Regions from separate parts of the Homo sapiens genome. Here region 2 is linked to region 1. Evidence: read pairs that join two places in POLR2A ChIA-PET (ENCODE). Cell type or tissue: PC-3. All regions are shown on one strand. Links, peaks and the distances in the headings refer to the core of each region. The heading gives the core; the rest is flanking DNA. Region 1 overlaps RNF43 (ring finger protein 43). Region 2 holds the start of LOC107985048 (a long non-coding RNA gene).

Region 1 (2,500 bases), core at 1-2,500:
CTTCTTAGGCAATATTTTGAAGCTGGGATAAATGAAGTGAAGGAGAATTAGGTGAAAATGGAAGGCTTTGCTATTTAGAAAAATAGGAAAGAAGAGTATATCTGGAAAAATGGCATAAGATTTTTTTGAATAAGATAATTTGGATTCTAAAATGGAATTAGGAATACTTAAAAGCTGAACTCATAAATCATCTTGAATACTATGGCAATTGGAAAGGAAACTTCCTTCCTGGCCTTGCCTAGTTAATACCCTGAAGCATGAATTGTGTGCTCCATTTTAGGACCGTAAGTAATTTTGCTAGTCATATTTTGATATCACTGAAGTTTTTGAGAGCCATACGTGCCTTATTGATAACCTGTGATAGCATGTTCAGTGGGCTAATTATGTGTTCCATAAAATAATGTATTCTTTTAAGTTTTAATCTTATTATCATAAAGCTCTACATAAAGTTTGTGTTTTCATAAAGGAAAAAGTAAACAAACAGCACCAGTTGGCATTCTCTTTGCCATTCATTATTTTATCAATCTTTATCATGTCTTCTATTGTTCTATCGTTTTTCTCACTCTGGCAAATCTTACCAATCTATTTTGTTTTTTAAACTATTAACTTTGATCCTATCATTATACATTAAGTATTGCTTTTACTTTGTGAAGAGGGAATTTCATCATAACTTAGCAAAGACTTTCAGCCTTTACAGTGGATAGTTTTATGTCATTGGCAATTTTTAGTCATCTCCTTTCTGTCCACATATGCTTCGTTTAGGTCTTTAAATAAGTTTTTTCACTAGCTTAGTATTCATTTCTGGATACTTTCCATATTGGTTTCGGTTTATTGTCTGTTAATCAATTTTTAATCTACAACAGTTATTAAAGTTTTTCAACAGCCTCTTGTGAGAAACTTTTTTAAAAAACAAGCTTCTGAATTATATATATGGTTTTCTTTATCCATTCTTTGATTAATTCTTTCAAAGAACTCTAGTGTGTTAGGGACACATGGTTTACACTTCTGGAATCCATGCTGTTTGTTCCTTATCAGATTACACTGCAACTCAGGTTTACTCAACTGTGGTTAGCCAAGCCTTCCATTTAACTGAAGTTCTGTTTATATCTTCTAGAGATGTGCTTTGCTGAACTTTAGCTTTCTCAATGGAGAGCTGTACCCTGGTGTCAGAAATCTAAAAGTAGTCTTCTCTTCGGTTTTGAGGAATTCTGGATAATTCTGTGAATCCTTCTACCTATGAATTGTTGTAGTTACCTGTTAAGATTATTTGTCTCCAAAGATTGCAGTCAAATCTTTTTAAACTTGAGGATGCTATGTATGTACCAAAAAATGTACAGTTATGAGAACAGTGATTTAAAAAAAAAAAAACCATGTTGTTATTTCTGGAATTCTGAGATAATTTCTGAAAATCAGACATTTCTTTACATTTTGCTCAATTAATTCAGTGTATAGACAATTTCATAAGGACCAAACTGACTGAATTTTCATTTGTATTATGATTTTAATTTTTTCTTAGACAAAAGGAGACCCCCCCCCTTGACAATGTGCCCCCAATTTGTTGAATAGTAAAATAGACCATAGAATTGCCTCTAAAAGAATTTTGTCTCAACTTTATCTGATGGCTGTATGTATAAGGGCATTAAAAGTCAAGTTTTGATGATTTTTGTTCTGATTCTTATCTCTCAGTCTTTGTGCTTAGGTTTCTCCTTGCCAATAGTAATGATTCATTTTACAAGGTATGTTCAAAATTATAAATTGTAATATTCTTCTAAAAGCGCTAGAAGAAAGTCAAAATAGAAGAGGAAATGGTGTTGCCTTTGCCCTTCTATTTCTCAAGTCCTCTCTTTTCCATTTCAGAACATCTCATTTTAGTCCTGTCCAAATTTTATTATTTTCCCCAAGAGTTGCTTCTTTATATTACTGTATCATTCCAACTCTTTTTGCAGGTTTGTCATTGTCTTTAAAGTATCTAATTCTTAGGTTTCCCCTATATTTGCCAAAATATTTGTCTCTTCCTCTTCTCTGATTTCCTTCCACTCTTTTATTTTTCTTTTGTTTTCCACTGAATTTGTATATTTAGGATTACCTTCCACTGCTATTCTGGATTGGTATTTTAATAGCCATCAAAAATCTAGGTCAAGGAAACTTTTCAGATCTCCTAATTACCTGGCGGTGACTGATAAAAAGGACTAAATGATAGTGATTACTTCTTACTGTTTTTATTCACATTGGAATATATTCTTTCTCTCCTGGTTTATACCATTGTAGAAGGAAAAGTGTTGGAGCTGATTCATTGTCTAATTTCCGGTTTTCTGGTTTGGTTACCTCTTATCAATGTTTGTTTCTTTTATTTCAAGCAATATTATTGCCACCACTTCTAAAAGTGATTACAGTCATATTTTATTTCTCAATCCTGTTTATCATTTATAAATATTATTTCAAGGGACAACTCAAAATTAATCTTTCTTCTCAGAGCAAAAGAGTAAGAGGATCTTAGTGT
Region 2 (18,090 bases), core at 5,884-8,383, 160 kb before region 1:
AAGCTGAGGCAGGAGAATCACTGGGACCCCAGAGGCGGAGGCTGCAGTGAGCCGAGATCATGCCACTGCACGCCAGCCTGGGTGACAGAGGAAGACTCTGTCTCAAAAAAAAAAAAAAAGAAATTTGCAGGCCGGGTGTGGTGGCTCATGTCTGTAATCCCAGCACTTTGGGAGGCAGAGGCAGGCAGATCACGAAGTCAGGAGTTCAAGACCAGTTTGGCCACCATAGTGAAACCCCTCTCTACTAAAAATACAAAAATTAGCTGGGCATGGTGGCACATGCCTATAGTCCCAGCTACTCAGGAGGCTGAGGCAGGAGAATCACTTGAACCTGGGAGGTGGAGGTTGCAGTGAGCCAAGATCGCACCTCTGCACTCCAGTCTGAGTGACAGAGAGAGACTCTGTCTCAGAAAAATAAATAAGTAAATATAAATTTGCTGCTTTTTACTATTTTATTTTTATTATTGAGACTACATTGCTGTTTTTAAAATGCTTCTTCATTTGCCTTTAACCTATAATACTCAAGGGACTCACAGGTTCTGAGTAGCCGCAGCCTCCTCATCTGTAAGATGATGCCAACACATGGGCTATGTCTCTGCCTGTGAGGGATTAGTGTGTTTAAATTCAGTCCTCAACTTGAGTTGACTAGGGCCTTTCTCCTTATTTAGAATATTAGAATAGGACGGTCACCTCATCTCCACCCATTCTGCAGATGATGATGCTGAGGCTCAGGATTAGCATTCCTTCATGCTATTCCAGTCAGTTAACAGCTGCTTTTCCCCACCAGGAAGGGAAGGCAGAGGCACATGCACAAAGAGGTAGGGAGAGTCAGCTCAGTGTCACACTGACTGCTGGGTAGTGTTAGATAACCCCGTTGTTAACACTGCATCCAACTATAAAGGGATTTCGTTACAATGAACAGCAACTTAAAAGTGATTTCCTACATTATTAATAGCATCAGTCCATGCAATCAACTTGTTCACCAGAGTCTTCTGAGGATATAACAGATGAATTTTTAACTCCAGACGGTGAATATTTTTACTCCTCGACTGCTCAAGAAAACTTAGCTCTAGAGGTAAAAAACGCAGTTCAGGGTAAAGTACCTTTTCACCTTTCTCCATTGCCTTATTTCTTTTATTGAGAAAAATAGCTTACATATCAAAGTATGTAATGTCTACCAGGATTTTTTATACCTTTTTTGGTGTCAGGAGTGTGATATGAACCCATGCATTCATACGTGTTTTGAAAAACATCTGAAAATTTTTTTATTTTTGAGGATGGGAAGTCATGTGCAGTTTCTCCCAAAATTGTGGTTACTGCATTTATACAGCACTTTGTACTTTTTTTTCAAAACTTTTTTTTTTTTTTAATTTTTGAGATAGAGTCTCGCTCTGTCACCCAGGCTGGAGTGCAGTGGTGTGATCTCGGCTCACCGCATCCTCTGCCTCCCGGGTTCAAGCGATTCTCCTGCCTCAGCCTCCTGAGTAGCTGGAATTACAGGCGTGTGCCATCACACCCAGCTAATTTTTGTATTTTTAGTAGAGATGGGGTTTCACCATGTTGGTCGGGCTGGTCTCAAACTCCTGAACTCGTGATCCGCCCGCCTCGGCCTCCCAAAATGCTGGGATTACAGGCGTGAGCCACCATGCCTGGCTCAAAATGTTTTTATTCATGCTACTTAATTCATACTTCCTAATGGGAAAGGACAAGGCTATCATTCCTCTCTCTGAGGAAGACTGGTGTTCTGCAGATATACGGAATTAATTAACTCCAGCCTGCCAAGTTTTAGTGATGGGAGAGCCAGGATTGAGGCAAGGGTTCAGCAACAAATATGAGACTGTCCAATATACCAAGTTTTCTTGGGAATCTGCCTAGCTTTTACAAGAACCTCCTGTACAGAGTATTTTCATTTGTAAAATGAATTTTGATGAATTCTCTTATTTACTTATTTTCCACCCTACCTCCCTGCTAACCTGGCACCTTTTTGGGATCTTTTACCTATATGAAAGGGAGGATTGTGTCAATCACAGTATTTGACTGATAAGAATTCTAGGATGCATCAAAGATGTAATTTCAGGCCAGGCGCGGTAGCTCACGCCTGTAATCCCAGCACTTGGGGAGGCCGAGGTGGGTGGATCGTGAGGTCAGAAGTTCAAGACCAGCCTGGCCAAGATGGTGAAACCTCGTCTCTACTAAAAATACAAAAATTAACCGGGCGCAGTGGCAGGTGCCTGTATTCCCAGCTACTCGGGAGGCTGAGGCAGGAGAATTGCTTGAACCCGGGGGACAGAGGGTGCAGTGAGCTGAGATCGTGCCACTGCACTCCAGCCTGGGCGACAGAATGAGACTCCGTCTCAAAAAATATATATATATAATTTCAGCTAGGTGTGGTGGCTCATGTCTATAATCACAACACTTTAGGAGGCTGAGGCGGGAGGATTGCTTGAGCTCAGGAGTTTGAGAACAGCTTGAGCAACATAGCAAGACCTTGTTTGAAAAAAAGGAAATGAAACATTACTAGTCCCCAAAAGACCCCTTGTGATCCCATCCAGTCACTGCCTCTTCCAAAAGGAACCATTGTTCTGACTTCTTACCTCGTAGAGTAGTTTTGCAGACTGGGCCAGCTTTTAAGCCTTCTTTAGCTCTTCTGATAAAGCTCCCAAGAACCAAAATATCTTTGTTGGAAGATTGGGTTGAATAGGGATAGTGATATAAGGAGGCGGAGTCACATAATTCCTCTTCACAATGAGAGGTGAGGGAGGACTTACTGAGGAGAGGACATATGATACAAATAAGTACTTAATGTCTAGGAAGCAAGTTTGTGCTTTTTCTATAAAGATGCAGGGATCTTATGAAGATTTTCAAGATTTAAGAACATCAAGAAATTATTGACCTTTTAATATGTCTGCCTCCAGTGAACCTCCTTTCTTTGCTTTTCTTTTGTTCTTTTTTAGACCTCGAGTCCCATAGAAGAGGACTTTGAAGGAATACAAGGTGCATTTGCCCAACCTCAAGTCTCTGGTAATAAGCCCTTAGGGAAGATTCCTTGAGAATCACTTCCCTTAAATTTCTTCTGTTGGATCACAGATGTTTAGAGCTGGGGGGATCCTGAGGGACAGCCTCGTCCAAACCTTTCATTATATGGTTGAGAAAACCAAGGTTCAATGATTTCTCCTCAATAGAACAAATCCCTTCCTCCTCACCAACCTCATGACATCCACGTGTTGTATTATTTATACCTCCCCTTGCATTTTTATAGCAAATGTTGTTGTAGTCACTGCTTTTTCCCCCTTTGGTCTCTCAAGCTTTCAGGCTCCTTGGTGTGCCACATAGCAAGTGCAGTTATCTTTGCTAAGCTGACCTGGGGGATTTGCCCAAGCTACATAGCTAGTTATTAACATAACAAAATTAGAACTAGGTTTTCATGTATTTCTTCTCCCCAGAAGGCAGTGTCACCAGCATTTTCCTTTGCTTGCTTAGCATCTTAGCAAAGAGTTAGTAACAGTTAACAATGCAGATTCAACTTAACATCTACCACTTGGGAGGCCTTGGGTTCTATATAACTTAGCAGGGGCTTTCTTTTAGATGAGAAGGTAGCCTTGGATCAGTAGCCAGGGATGTGGCACCAGACAGATATAAGTTAACTGTTGGCTTTGTTACATTTTTAAAATTGTGTACTCTTGTTCTTTTAAGGTATGTACTCATCTATTTTAAAAGTAGAGTTATCCACCTACCAACCTGTGTAGCTATCCATGGTCATGTCTCAACCGTCTAAACCCAAACAGCGTAGTGTTATGAACTTACTCCCTTCTTCCACTGCATACTCCAGCTTCCAACTGTAACCTTGTGAAGGCCCCTGCCAGAGTTGGGAGCATTTTAAGAAGCTGTAAGCTTTTAGATCAACTTTTACTTAAAGTCTCAGCATAATATGTATTAAAAGTCTCCAGAGCCTTGGGCCACCCACCTCTTCCTGCAGAGCCTCTTTTTTGGACCTGCCTTGTATGTGGCCACTTAACTTGTATGTGGAGGTGAGTTGAGTGGGATGGAAAAGTTTAGGGCAGACAGGTCAGATAACCAGAGCTAGTTTAATACAGACACATGAAGTATGTGAAAAAGTCTCTGATTTCTACTCCATTCACTTCTTTCTGCCCCTCTCTGCCCCCTTTTCCTTCTACTGTTCTGATATATATCCCCTTCCACATGAGAGGACACAACAGGGGTACAGGATGCAGCATGCTAGGTTCCAAGACCCATTCTGCCACTGACTTTTTCTGCATAACCTTCAGCAAGTCACTTCACCCCAGGGCCCTACTTTCCCCTGGTATAAAGTAAAGGAGAGGGTCGGACTCTAAAGTCTCTAAGCTCTAAATGTTGCTTCTTAGGAATTAGTTTATGCTTTCTGGATATTTATCATTTTAAAAGGGTCAGAGGAAGAGGAACCCCCAATGTCTCTCCACTGGTGGGGTTTCAGAGCTCCTTGGTAGCTGTGAAAGGTGGCATTGTTCTGATGGGCCTTCTTAGTGTCTACCAGACCACCTGGACCTAAGGAATGGGATGGGGGTGGGGGAGTCATAGGCATTTGGAAACAGGGCTGGATGCTCCATCTGCCCCCTTCTTTATTAACTAGGACAGTACAGTGGTGGGAAGGAAAATGGATACTGGCCCTGCCTGCCTGGAGCAAAGCATCTTACTGAGAACTGGGGAGGAGTAACTTCAGATAACTTGATGCCAAGAAGAACAGAAGACAGTTGAATTAGCTCCTCAGTACTCAAGACCCCACGCCCACGCCCACGCCCACACCTAGTGTTTGATGGCCAAGTGGCATAGTTAGAGTTCGGGGCTGTTTAGTTAACAAACAGTTCTTGTTTTCAACGCCCCCTGGCGTCTGTTGACAGGAACCGGGTCAGTTTGCCTTCTTAAAAAGACAAAACAACATTTGTCTTCAGAAATAACTGTGGTTATAACTGAAAGGCCAGTAAATAGCTTGATTGTATTCTGAGTGTCAGAATATAGTTCTGTGCTCTGAGCAAGGAAAATAAACTTTCAGAGCAAAAACCTCTTCTACAGCACTCAATCCAAACCCAATTAGGGCAGCACTTTGTTTATCCAGATTATTTCTAATTCTGGACCAGACCAAGGGACATTCTAGGGAATGGTGACAATAATTTGGGTTGACAAAGATTCAGTAAAAAAAAATATATATATATATTTTTAACTTTATTCTTTCAGGTGAGGAAAAGTTCCAAATGAGAAAAATTCTTGGAAAGAATGCTGAGATTTTGCCCAGGTCTCAATTTCAACCTGTACGAAGGTATGGGCTATTATTATCTTATGCAGTTTCAAACTCATAGATGCAATGTTAAATGGTGATAATGCTCCGTGTTTATATATTGCTTGTCTTCAGATGTATTAGCTACTATCTTATAAAAGTTAGCTTTGGGCAGCTTAGCTGTGTTAGGACTTGTGCAGTAGAATTTGAGGGATTGAGTCATCACCTTTACTTAGATCTGACTCTGACTTTCTGTTCATGTGACCTTGTCAAGGTTCTCAACCCCTCTATTCTATTTTCCCATCTGTGAAGCAGGGATAAGAATCCTTACTGAGAATGTTGACAATAGGAACTTAAAGTAATAATATAACTCCTGGGCATTTATCCCAGAGAGATGAAAATTTACATTTACACAGAAATACATACAGGAACGTTTATAACAAATTTATCCATAATACCTCCAAACTGGAAACCCGGATGTCCTTCACCAAGTAAATGATTAAACAGACTTTGGTACATCCATACCATTGAGTGCTTGCTACTCAGCAGTAAAAAGAAATAAACTATTGATACATGCAACAACTTGGCTAAATTTCCAGAGAATTATGCTGAGTAGGAAAAGCAATCCCAAAAAGTTATTTACTGTGTGATTCCATTAATATAACATTCTTGAAATGACAAAATTATAAAAATAAAGAACAGATGAGTGGTTGCCAGGGGTTAAGGAAGGGGTGGGGAAAGGAGGGAAGCAGGCATAGCTGTAAACCAGAAATATCTTTGTGGTAGTAGAAATGTTCTGTATCTTGACTGTATCAATGTCAATATCCTGGTTGTGATACTGTCCTATAGATTTGCAAGATGTTACCACTGGGATAAAGTGGGTAAAGTGTATTTTCTTTTTCTTGAGATAGAATTTCACTCTTGTTGTGTGATCTCAGCTCACTGCAGTGGCGTGATCTCAGCTCACTGCAGTGGCGTGATCTCAGCTCACTGCAACCTCCACCTCCCGGGTTCAAGTGATTCTCCTGCCCCAGCCTCCCAAGTAGCGGAATTATAGGCATGTGCCACCACACCTGGCTAATTTTGTATTTTTAGTAGAGATGGGGTTTCACCATGTTGGCCAGGTTGATCTCGAACTCTTGACCTCAGGTGATCCACCTGCCTCGGCCTCCCAAAGTGCTGGGATTACAGGCGTGAGCCACCGCATTCAGCCAGTAAAGTGTATTTCTTACAATTGCATGTGAATCTACAATTATCTCAAAAGAAAAGTTTAAAAAATTCATAATTGTTATAACGTATCTGGCACAATAACATTCAATTTATTTTATTCTCTCTGGGCCTCAGTTTCCTTAATTATAATTATTGTAGCTAGTATTTCCTAAATATCTAGCATATGCCAGGCACTCTGTTTCATTGTCTGATTTAATCCACATAACAACCCTGTGAGGCACATACCATTGCCTCCATTTGCCAGTAAAGAAAGCAAAGTTCAGAGAGTTTAAATATTTTTTTCTAAGGTCACTCAGCTAGTCAGTCAGGATAGACTAGATTATGCTATATATAGTAAACAACTCCCAAATTTTAGTGGTTTAAAACAACAAGTTTCTTCTTTGCTCCTGCTTCATGTCCATGGCTCATGGGTTGGCCAGGAATGTTCTGTGCTATATTGCCTTCTATCAGACTTAGGCTGAGGGAGGCCCCATTTTTGTGCTTCCTTGATTGCTAAGGCAGGAAAAATGGAACACGGTGAGTTGTGTACTGGCTGTTAAAGTTTCTGCCCAGAAGTGACTCATCACTTTCACTCATATTTTATTGGTTAAAACAAGTTCTGTGGTCATTTATGTAAATCAAGAGGGCCAAAAAGTCCTGTTGTATTATTTAGAAGGAGAAACAAACATTTTTGGTAACAGAATTAATAAAGTCACAACTCAACCCCAAATCCATGATCTTTCATTTATATCACTGGTCTCAGAGGATTTTTGCAAGGATTAAAAATGTGAAGGACAGGCACAGTGGCTCACACCTGTAATCTTAGCACTTTGGGAGGCCGAGGCAGGCAGATCACCTGAGGTCAGGAGTTTGAGATCAGCCTGACCAACATGGAGAAACCCCGTCTCTACTAAAAATACAGAAAATTAGCCGGGCGTGGTGGCGCATGCCTGTAATGCCAGCTACTTGGGAGGCTGAGGCAGGAGAATCACTTGAACCCAGGAGGCGAAGGTTGCAGTGAGCTGAGATCGCGCCATTGCACTCCAGCCTGGGCAACAAGAGTGAGACTCCATCTCAAAAAAAAAAAAAAAAAAGTGAAAACATGGAAGGATTTAGCATGGGATCTGCCTTATAGTTAATGTTCAGTGAGTACTGACATTGAATCTTAAATATTGGTTAAAGTAGAAACAGGTCAAGTTTGTCTTCACTATTCTGGCCATTTTTTGGTACAAGCCTCTCTGGCCTCTCCTGGTACACTATGCCAGGAAGCTTCTTACAGGTGCTGAGGCCTCATGGCTGTGCCCCTTTGCTCCAATATCTTACCTCCCAGCAAAGTTCCTGTGCTCTGTTGATTTTCTCATGAATTTGCTCACAGTCGTATAGAGTCTTTAACTGATTTCAGAGCTGACCCTTAGAGAGTATTTATTCAACTCTGGAGAGAAAAATGAGGCCCAGACATGTCAGAGAACTCGCAGCTAGTAGTACAGCCAGAACCAGAACTCACACTTTTTTTTTTTTTTTTTTTTTTTTTTGGAGATGGAGTCTCATTCTTGCTGCCCAGGCTGGAGTGCAATGGCGCGATCTCAGCTCACTGCAACCTCCGCCTCCTGGGTTCAAGCAATTCCTGTCTCAGCCTCCCGAGTAGCTGGAACTACAGGCACGTGCTACCAAGCCCAGCTAATTTTTGTATTTTTAGTAGAGACGGGGTTTCACCATGTTGGCCAGGATGGTCTCGATCTGTTGACCTCGTGACCCACCCGCTTTGGCCTCCCAAAGTGCTGGGATTACAGACGTGAGCCAACGTGCCTGGCACAGAACTCACACTTTCTACTCCTGAGCTTAGTGCCCTTTCCTCTGCGTCTCACACTGGGCTGATCAACTGGTTCCTTGTAGCAAGTAGTTAGTGTACTTTGTTCACAGAGGGGATTTATGTAATTTTCTTACTTTCTTTCTCACAGTACTGAAGATGAACAAGAAGAGACATCAAAGGAGTCACCAAAGGAACTGAAAGAGAAAGACATGTATGATCACCAAAGAGAATGCCTAGGGATGCTTGTGTAAAGTCTTGGTTTTAAGGGAATAGTATATTCTTGTTTGTAAGGATCTTTCCATTTTTACGTGTAGACTTAATGTGAGTATGCTGCTTCTTTCACCAAAAAGTTGTTATCAAATTGGTGATATGATTTATAACTAATAGCAGCTTACACTCAAGGAAATGTAGTGATGATAATAATAATCATAATAATAATAAGTTTACGCTTAAGGTAGATTAAATCTGTTTTCCACGTAAATATCCTGGAAATATGGAATATTTCATCTATGGAAATAGTTTATTTTTAGCTGCTGATATGTTTAAAGTTACAGTATCTAGCAAAGAAAGTCTCTATGGTGCCAGGTGTGGTGGCTCATGCCTGTAATCCCAGCACTTTGGGAGGCTGAGGTGGGCGGATCACCTGAGATCAGGAGTTCGTGACCAGCCTGGCCAACATGGTAAAATCCCATCTCTACTAAAAATACTAAAATTAGCCAGGCATGGTGGCACACGCTTGTAGTCCCAGCTACCCAGGAGGCTGAGGCAGGAGAATCACTTGAACCCGGGAGGCGGAGGTTGCAGTGAGCCGAGATCATGCCATTGCACTCCATCCTGGGTGACAAGAGCAAAACTCTGTCCCTGCCGCCAAAAAAAAGTCTCTTTGGTAATAAAGTTACAATCTCTTTTAAATATGTTCTCTAATATTCTCTTTAAGATACATAAGATGTTCTAAGATATTCTCTAATTCTGGCCTATTGCCACATACAAATTTTGTTAAGATTATACTTAAAAAGTACCTCTCAGGAATATATTGTTTGATTTTTCTAGTCATCTTCTCATCATTACTGTGTGCTCTTAATTCTTTAGATCATTGACGGATATTCAAGACCTGTCTAGTATCTCCTATGAACCAGACAGCTCTTTTAAGGAAGCTTCATGCAAAACACCCAAAATAAACCATGCACCTACCAGTGTCAGCACTCCACTCAGCCCAGGTAATCACAGGGAAGAGAAGTGTTTGGGGAGAAGGACTTACAGCCCCAGCCCATTGTCTCTGGGAAGCCAAGCCGTGGTATCAGAGCTGGTGGCTGTGTTGTCATAGTGCAAAGGTTTTTCTTTAGGGCCAAAACTGGGTAATCCCATTGTAGGCCAGGGGGCGGGGTGATGGTGGTGGTGATTATTGGGCAGCCGTTAGGAGGTTTTGGTTAGAACTGCAGTGGTAAAGCCATGCAAATGCTACATCTCCTCTAAGCACTACTGAATTTAGTACAAAAACATTGAGCTTTGTAGAGTTTGCAACTTAAAACAGTACCTTGTGCTTAAACTTTATATAGTTCTTAAGTCCTGCAACCATATGCAACCAGCATCAAATATCCTCTCTTTAGTGGCCTTACTTCCAATATATTTGTGGTTTAAAAAATCACCGTTTATTTTATTTTGGTAAAGTTTAGAGGCCAAGTTTAGAGACTATTATTTTTTATACCATGAGGAGCTGTGTCTCAGATCAATGATTGTTTCAGTAATTTTTTTTTTTTTTTTTTTTAAAGACAGAGTCTCACTCTGTTGCCCAGGCCGGAGTGCAGTGGCGCAATCTCGGCTCACTGCAAGCTCCGCCTCCCGGGTTCATGCCATTCTCCTGCCTCAGCCTCCCGAGTAGCTGGGACTACAGGCGCCCGCCACCGCACCCAGCTAATGTTTTGTATTTTTAGTAGAGACAGGGTTTCACCGTGTTAGCCAGGATGGTCTTGATCTCCTGACCTCGTGATCCACCCACCTCGGCCTCCCACAAAGTGCTGGGATTACAGGCGTGAGCCACCGTACCCGGCCTTATTTCAGTTATTAACAATTTGGAAAATCCTTAGTATAGGTATAGGTTTGTGGGTTTGGATGTTTTGTTTGTTTGTTTGTTTGTTTGTTTGTTTTAATAATGTAAAAGATTCATTTCTGCACATCATATTGGGGCAGAAAAAACAAAAACAAAGGGAAAAAGGAAAAAAGGAGAAATAATATAAAGGATTCAGACAGTAACCTTCCGCTTTTCTCCAACAGGGTCCGTTTCTTCAGCTGCCAGTCAGTATAAAGACTGCCTTGAAAGTATCACATTTCAGGTTAAGACAGAGTTTGCCTCTTGCTGGAACAGTCAAGAATTTATTCAAACTTTGTCTGATGACTTTATAAGTGTCCGAGAGAGAGCAAAGAAACTGGATTCTCTCCTTACTTCCTCTGAAACTCCCCCTTCAAGACTGACTGGTCTTGTAAGTATATCAATTCCACGTTACAAACTCATGGAGTCAGCCCAAAGGGCCCAGTGACCCAAACTGCCAAGATTTCTCCAAATTCATTAAGAAAGCAAGAAATAAGCTGGGTCCTCTCCTGGCTTGCCTGGGACTCCTCTCTTGAGTCTATATTATGGGAGGCTTAAGTTTTGCTTCCTCCTTAAAGCCTTCCCTGGTTACTTCCCTGAGAGTTTTGATCGATCTCTACTGTTCTCTGAACTCCTGAACTAATAACCTGCAGGAAAAACACTTAATCATATACTGCCTTCTTCTCCTCCTCTTCTTCTACTTCTTCCTCCTTTTTTTTTCTTTTCCTCTCCCTTTCTCATATGTGTACCCTAGTCAGGAAAACTACAAGTTCTGGCCAGGCACAGTGGCTCAAGCCTATAATCCCAGCACTTTGGGAGACCGAGGCGGGCAGATCACTTGATTTCAGGAGTTTGAGACCAGCCTGGGCAGCATGACGAAACCCCATCTCTACAAAAGATACAGAAAATTAGCTGGGACATGGTGCCATGTGCCTGTAGTTTCAGCTACACGGGAGGCTGAGGTGGGAGGATTACCTGAGCCCAGGAGGTCGAGGTTGCAGTGAACTGTGATTGCACCACTACACTCCAGCCTGGGCGACAGAGTGAGACCCTGTCTCCAAAAAAAAAAAAAAAAAGAAAAGAAAAGTACAAGTTCCTTTATGAAAAATTGATTGTCAACTTTTTTGGTATTTGGCTCAAAAAAGGTCTCACTTTGAAGTAGGGAGATGACAAGGAATTTTATGTGTTCATTTAACCGTTAATTGGGCAGATTCTAAGTGCCAAGCACCATGTCAGGCCCTCTTCAAGGCATCCAAGTGTGAATAAGAAAGACATGATCCCTGCCTCAAAGGAGCTCACTGTCTAGTGAGAAAGACAGGCCTGATGTAACACAGCGGTAAGTACTGAGTGCTGAGGAGGCAGTCAGGGATAAGGCTTCCCAGGCCAGATGCAGTGGCTTATGCCTGTAATCCCACCACTTTGGGAAGCTGAAGTGGGTGGATCATTTGAGATCAGGAGTTTGAGACCAGCCTGGCCAACATGATGAAACCCCGTCTCTACTAAAAATACAGAAAAAAATTTGGCTGGGCGTGGTGGTACACACCTGTAATCCCAGCTACTTGGGAGGCTGAGGCAGGAGAATTGCATGAACCCGGGAGGTGAAGGTTGCAGTGAGCTGAGATTGTGCCACTGCACTCCAGCCTGGGCAACAGAGTAAGACTCCATCTCAAAAAAAAAAAAAAAAAAAAAAAAAAAGGAGGCTTCCCAGAGGAGGTGACATGTGAGTGAGTTTGACTTAATCAACAAAACAACTGGAAATGACTGAGCTGCATATGCCTTTTTAGCTCAACACACATGACAGTTACCATGTTTATCTCTTCCTTATAGAAAAGATTGTCTTCATTTATTGGGGCTGGATCCCCCAGCCTTGTTAAGGCATGTGACTCATCACCACCCCATGCCACCCAGAGAAGGAGCCTGCCTAAAGGTACCCTGTGTTTAATATCAAAATAGAAGTTTATAATCAAGGAGGCTTAAATTGATGCTTATCAATCTTTGATGCCACATTAGGTTCAGACAGAAATGCTGTTTTCCCCATGATTATAAAAGTAAAACACACTCATTGTAGGAAACTTGGAGAATAAATAAAAGCTTAACAAAGAAGGTGACTATACACTTTTTTAACCTCATGTACTTTTTTTTTTGCATATCTTTTAAATATTTTTATAAATATATAATAATATGTTTTAGCATAGTGAGATCATATTGTGTATCAGTTCTGGACTGCTTTATTCCCTTGTTATATTTTGAGGCTTTTCCCTTGTTATTAAAAATTGTTCATAAATATATGTAGTAGTTATAGTCCATTCTACATGTTGCTTAACCATTTTCTTATGTTTAAGATTTATATCATTTTCCAATTTTTGCTCTTTATACATAAATTTTTATCTGTACCTCTGATCCTTTCCTTAGGATAGATTCTTAGAAGACAGTTTCCAAATCACAAGGTCTGAGAATATTAGCAGTCTTGAGGCATATTACCTTTATTACTTTAATTTTAACGTCTTCTGTCTTTGGTATAACTCTTGGAATTTCCCTCAGGGGGATAGGGATTTTGTGAATTATGTTGAGGTATTTTGGTCAATGTTATAATTGAGCACTTGGGGCAAGACCCAAAGTGTGGTTGCCTCTAAATCCCCTGGCCTGATAATATTTAGTTAAAGGCCTCCTACTTTGTGCTTTTGTTCATTTTGACTGGTCCAGAACCTCTGTATTCCTCCAGCAGCCCTGGTCCAGATTGAGCCACTTAGTAAGAATTTGTACCTTACCTCCTCCAAATATCCTTAGGAAGGGAGGGGCATAGATCAAGCAGTACCAGGGTAAGGGCTGATGTAGGAAAGGAAAGGGATTGGGGTAGAAGTGGGGAGTAAAGGCCATTCACATGTTAGGAGGTCTCTACTGGAACTATTATGTAAGAGGCTTCCTTCCTCCTTAGTTTGTTTCATCATTGAGAGAAATCCTCAGTCAAGTCTATGTGAGAGCCGAGAAAAATTCAGTTCAGGTCCAGGAGGGTGTTAAGACATTTTCCCTTTTGTCTTTTTTAAAAACTAGTAGAAGCCTTCTCACAGCATCACATTGATGAGCTGCCACCACCATCTCAGGAGCTACTTGATGACATTGGTAAGAGATGTTCAATACAGAATATACTTCTCGGCCCTGTTAGTTATGTCACTGACCACAGTATGGTGTCTTTGTCTCAAGTGTGAACACTAGTATAAAAGGCTGTATGATGGCCTGGTTGAATATAGGAAGGGGCAGTTTTCCAAAATTTAGGAAGGGGCAGTTTTGCAATAAAATGAGCCACAGCCTGGCCAGGATGATTGGCTTGTGTCAGTTGTCATTTTGTTACTTAAAGGACTTATGTTGATGAATCTAAGGGGAAGTAACATTCAAGTGGTTTATTATGATGAATTTCTTTTATTAAAGGAGTTCTTATCTCCTTTTCAGACCAAACCAGCCATTCCTTTGAGGCCTGAGGTCTAGCTTCCCAGGCCAAGACACCTGTGCTTTCAGTTTTGCCATTAGCTGTAGGTATTAAAGGTATTGAAATTGTGAATAAATCCCCTTCCTAAGAACAGGGAAGTCAGTGGCACAAAACCTACAGAGACCAGAATTTTCAGGCAGAGCAGTTACCAACCAAATTTTATTTGCAGCTGATTGGCTGGCCCTGTCCAGCTGGTCTGATGCTGAAAGTAAATGTTACATTGTTATGGAAACTGGGGCAGGTGGTCTGTTTTCCTAGGAAAGACTTGACTGCGCCTTTCTTGACAGCCTGGCCAACCAGCCCTTCACCCTCAGAAAATGCATCTCATCAGACTCTGGATAGTCCAGTTCTTGTTATGGGACCTATAATTTCCTGAGGGGCACCCCTTGGTTTTCAGGGTCTCTGAGGTCTTGGGTTTCATAAAGGAGGAGGTAAATCAGAATTTTCAGGTCTGACTCAATGGACAGCTCTCTTCAGGGTCATTATCATAACCCTTAGCTCCTGTCCCTTGGCCTGATGAACTTGGGTGGAGCCAGTCAGTGCTGTCAGACCTTCCTTGGTTTCTTTCTTTTTCCATGGTCATAGGACCTTTCTTGCTTCACTTTACCCCTCCCCCAGTGCCACAGTGTTGTAGAGTCACAGGGTTGTTGGGTCAGGCTCTTAGAGCCCACACTCCCACCCCTGCTTTCCATATCTGGGATTCCCTAGGCAGTCCTTGCAAATTCCTCCTCTTTGGTTGCTCTTCTTAAAATAACAGAACTGCTGAGAGTGGAGGTCACCCCACACATGTCCTGCTCAGGTAGATTCTTAGTATCATTTGTTCCTCGGTCATGATTTAAGGCAGTATTGTAGGCTCCTTTGCAGTTTGATCATAGCTGATACTTTTTCTCTGGATCCTGCTGTCTTCCCTCTATAGTTGCTGTGTAAACCTTCCATTCACCTCCTCCATTTCAGCAGCTGTGTTACCAGACTTTGTCCTGGGCTCTGGCCTTATGGTGCTGCTGCACCCCAGCACAGTCTGCAGAAGCCTTCCCTCATTTCACTTATGGGAATTATCTGGACCAGGTTTCTAGGTAATGTCTGCACTTTGAGATGGGTCAGTAATTTTGCAGAAGGATAAAGGGCAGAGGGCACTTGAGTAGTTTCTTCTGATAATGGGCTTGCCTGCCTGATTACTATATATCATCACTCTGTTGTTTCCCTTAAAGAGACCTTTGGGGAGTTACTGGAACTCTCAACTGCTATTTTGGAGGGCTCACATCCAAAGCTCTAGGCTCCTGACAGGTGCCTAAAGTGGAAGGTTCTTTAGAACTAGGATACAGATGATCATTTAAGATCTGCGCAGGACTACTTTTAACAAGGACGAAAATGGATTTTTTAAATTTCAAATTATATTAAATGATCTTATGGGGACCCTTGACACCCATGGCTGCCAGGTAGGACTGCTTCCTGCACTGCAGGAAGGGAGAAGACCTGCACCAGCACAGAAGAGGACCATGCCAACGAGCTCAGGGTGGCTTGTCTATGCTGCCTCCCAACTTGCTTTGCTTTGCAGAGCACTTTGAGGATAAAGCAGCATACTGAGTTAGCAGATGCTTGTCTTAGTCTAGTGAGTATTCCTTGCCTTGCCTTTTTCCTTTCCTTTCCTTTTTCCTTTCCTTTGACAGGGTTTCACTCTTGTTGCCCAGGCTAGAGTGCAATGGAGTGATCTCAGCTCACTGCAACCTTCACCTCCAGGGTTCAAGCAATTCTCCTGCCTCAGCCTCCCGAGTAGCTGGGATTACAGGCATGAGCCACCATGCCTGGCTAATTTTTTGTATTTTTAGTAGAGATGGGGTTCACCATGTTGGTCAGGCTGATCTCAAACTCCTGACCTCAGGTGATCCACCTGCCTCAGCCTCCCAAAGTGCTGGGATTACAGGTGTGAGCCACTGCTCCTGGCCAGGCTGAGTATTTCTTTAGGAACTGGAAATGATGGATATTCTTTGCTTTCAATCTTTTCTTTTTCTTTTCCTTTTTTTTTTTTTTTGAGACAGAGTCTTACTCTGTCACCCAGGCTGGAGTGCAGTGGCATCATCTCGGCTCACTGCAACCTCCACCTCCTGGGTTCAAGCAATTCTCCTGCCTCAGCCTCCTGAGTAGCTGGGATTACAGGTGTGTGCCACCATGCCCGGCTAATTTTTATTTTTTTAGTAGAGATGGGGTTTCACTATGTTGGCCAGGCTGGGCTCGAACTCCTGACCTCAAGTGATCCCCCTGCCTCGGCCTCCCAAAATGCTGGGATTACAGGCGTGAGCCACCATGCTCAGCCTGCCTTCTGTCTTTTCATAAACCAGGAAAAAAGTATGAAATATAGGTGAATAGAGATGGGGAAACATTTAGATTGTTTTGATGTTACTAACTTTTTGAGAGACTATAAAATAGAGATTAAGAGCATAAACCTTAGAGCTAGACTGCCTGGATTTTTACCAATTTTACCACTTACTGTCTGTGTGATTTTTAGGCAAGTTTCTTAACCTAAATTTCCTCATCTGCTAAATAGGAGTAACAATAACACAGTCTATTTCAGAGGGTTGTTGTGAAGATTAATTGTGAACATTCATCCTGAATTAATGTATGCGAGTGCTTAGAAACAGAACCTGACACCTGGGGTTCTGCAAGTGTTATGTATGATCATCATCATTTCTATTTTGAGTGTTGTGTGGGATTTTGTCATACCTAAAGAATTCCTTTCAAACCTGGAATGCCCTAAAGCAGTGGTTCTCAAATTTTATCAGACATCAGAATCACATGAAGGGCTAAGTAAAACACACATTGCTAGACCCCCAGAGTTTCTGATTCAGCAGGTCTGAGATGAGGCCTGAGAATTTGCATTCCTAACGAGTTCCCGGGTTATGTTAATGCTGCAAGTCTAAGGATCACCCTTGGAGAACCACTGCTCTAGAGAACGGCAGGACACGCAAGGGAGGAAATAAGTTTCCTTTGGCTTTTGTGTTGTGACAGAGCTCTTGAAACAGCAGCAGGGCTCATCCACGGTGTTGCATGAGAACACAGCAAGTGATGGAGGAGGCACTGCAAATGGTAAGTGAACTACCTAGATTGTTTTCATCAGGTTCTTTTAACGCTGTCCTTGGCAACACAGTGGTACATATAGGGAAGTGTGACCTTGAGGTCAGGCACAACTCCACCTCAAGTCTGACTTTATAGTTATTTGTATGGCAAGCTGTTTTACTGTTTCTGAGCCTCAGTCGTCTTAATCTGTAAAATGGGGACAATAATTTCTGTCTCATGAAGTACATATTAGCTCCATGTACAGAGCCATGTACAAGTACTAACATTTTCAAATACTTAGCAAATGTTAGTCCTCTTCCCTTTATAGGACTGCTGGCAGGATGGAATGAGATAGCATATGTAAAATGCTTGGCATACATTAAAGGGTACATCCCTTCCCCACCCAAATTCCTTTCCTGGAGCTCCAAGTTAGAAACATCTAACAAGTGAGAACAAGATGGTCCCCAAAGTAAATTTGTGCAATTTGTTTTCATGGTTGCTTGCCTCCTCTTTTATGTGCCCTTTCTTTCTTCAGCTTCCTCTGTCTTCCTTGAGCCTTGGCACAAGCAAGGTTTCCTGTAGCTTCACCTGGCACTGAAAAGCTTCCAAGACCCCAGAAGCAGCTGCTGCAAATGCAGGTGGCCTGCAGACTGCCACCTGGCCCCCTGCTCTCCTGGGAAGAGGGGAGCTAATGCATTGCACACTTCAGGGACCACTGATTGGCCTTAATTTTTGCACTCTATTTTAAGGCAAGCTTTCTCAATTTTTTTTTCGTTCTAATAAAGTTAATTCTTTCAACTGTTTTTAGATCAAAGGCACTTAGAAGAACAAGAAACTGACAGTAAAAAAGAAGATAGTAGTATGCTTTTGTCCAAAGAAACTGAAGATCTTGGAGAGGACACAGAGAGGTAACAGGAAAAGCTGGACTGTTGAAAGGATTTAAAAAATTGTATAGTTTATGTTAGGTTTTTTTCTAATATTGACAAATAAGAAAGAAAAAAAGTGGGGTCTTTTTTCATACTATCCTAATAGCCCCTATTCCTAAAGGGTTACTTTTTTAAAAAGCGTTGCTTTTTTTGCTTTAAAAATGTTTAATTGTGATACAATGTATATAACAAAATTTACCATCTTAACCATTTTTAAGTGCACAGTCCAATAACCTTAATAAGTATATTCACATT

What was found. ChIA-PET counts read pairs that join two places held together with the same protein. Peaks named below come from ENCODE experiments on the same cell type or tissue, not always from the same donor. Only the 100,000 strongest peaks of a DNase experiment are listed, where the experiment ranks them.
Region 2: POLR2A ChIA-PET joins it to region 1 with 21 read pairs; 1 of 35 experiments calls an interaction of 5 or more read pairs at or near these places.

What each region holds. Positions count from the first base shown.
Region 1 is chr17:58,411,691-58,414,190 of GRCh38, reverse strand. The region is part of intron 2 of RNF43 (ring finger protein 43); the gene reads left to right. Among named protein-coding and RNA genes, the nearest start is that of RNF43, 4.6 kb to the left of the region's middle. In PC-3, for the core only: no CTCF peak of the experiment used is centred there; a DNase peak (open chromatin) is centred at 1,070; H3K4me3 peaks cover 1,574 bases; H3K27ac peaks cover 636 bases.
Region 2 is chr17:58,564,596-58,582,685 of GRCh38, reverse strand. TEX14 (testis expressed 14, intercellular bridge forming factor) reads left to right here. Exons shown (of 32, transcript NM_031272.5): 20 at 2,955-3,021; 21 at 5,230-5,311; 22 at 8,437-8,499; 23 at 9,378-9,505; 24 at 10,560-10,765; 25 at 12,202-12,301; 26 at 13,426-13,494; 27 at 16,862-16,939; 28 at 17,718-17,817. LOC107985048 (a long non-coding RNA gene) reads right to left here and starts at 8,913. Exons shown (of 3, transcript XR_001752952.2): 1 at 8,423-8,913; 2 at 7,802-7,910; 3 at 2,459-3,856. RefSeq lists a silencer at 11,631-11,831. In PC-3, for the core only: no CTCF peak of the experiment used is centred there; a DNase peak (open chromatin) is centred at 7,015; H3K27ac peaks cover 466 bases.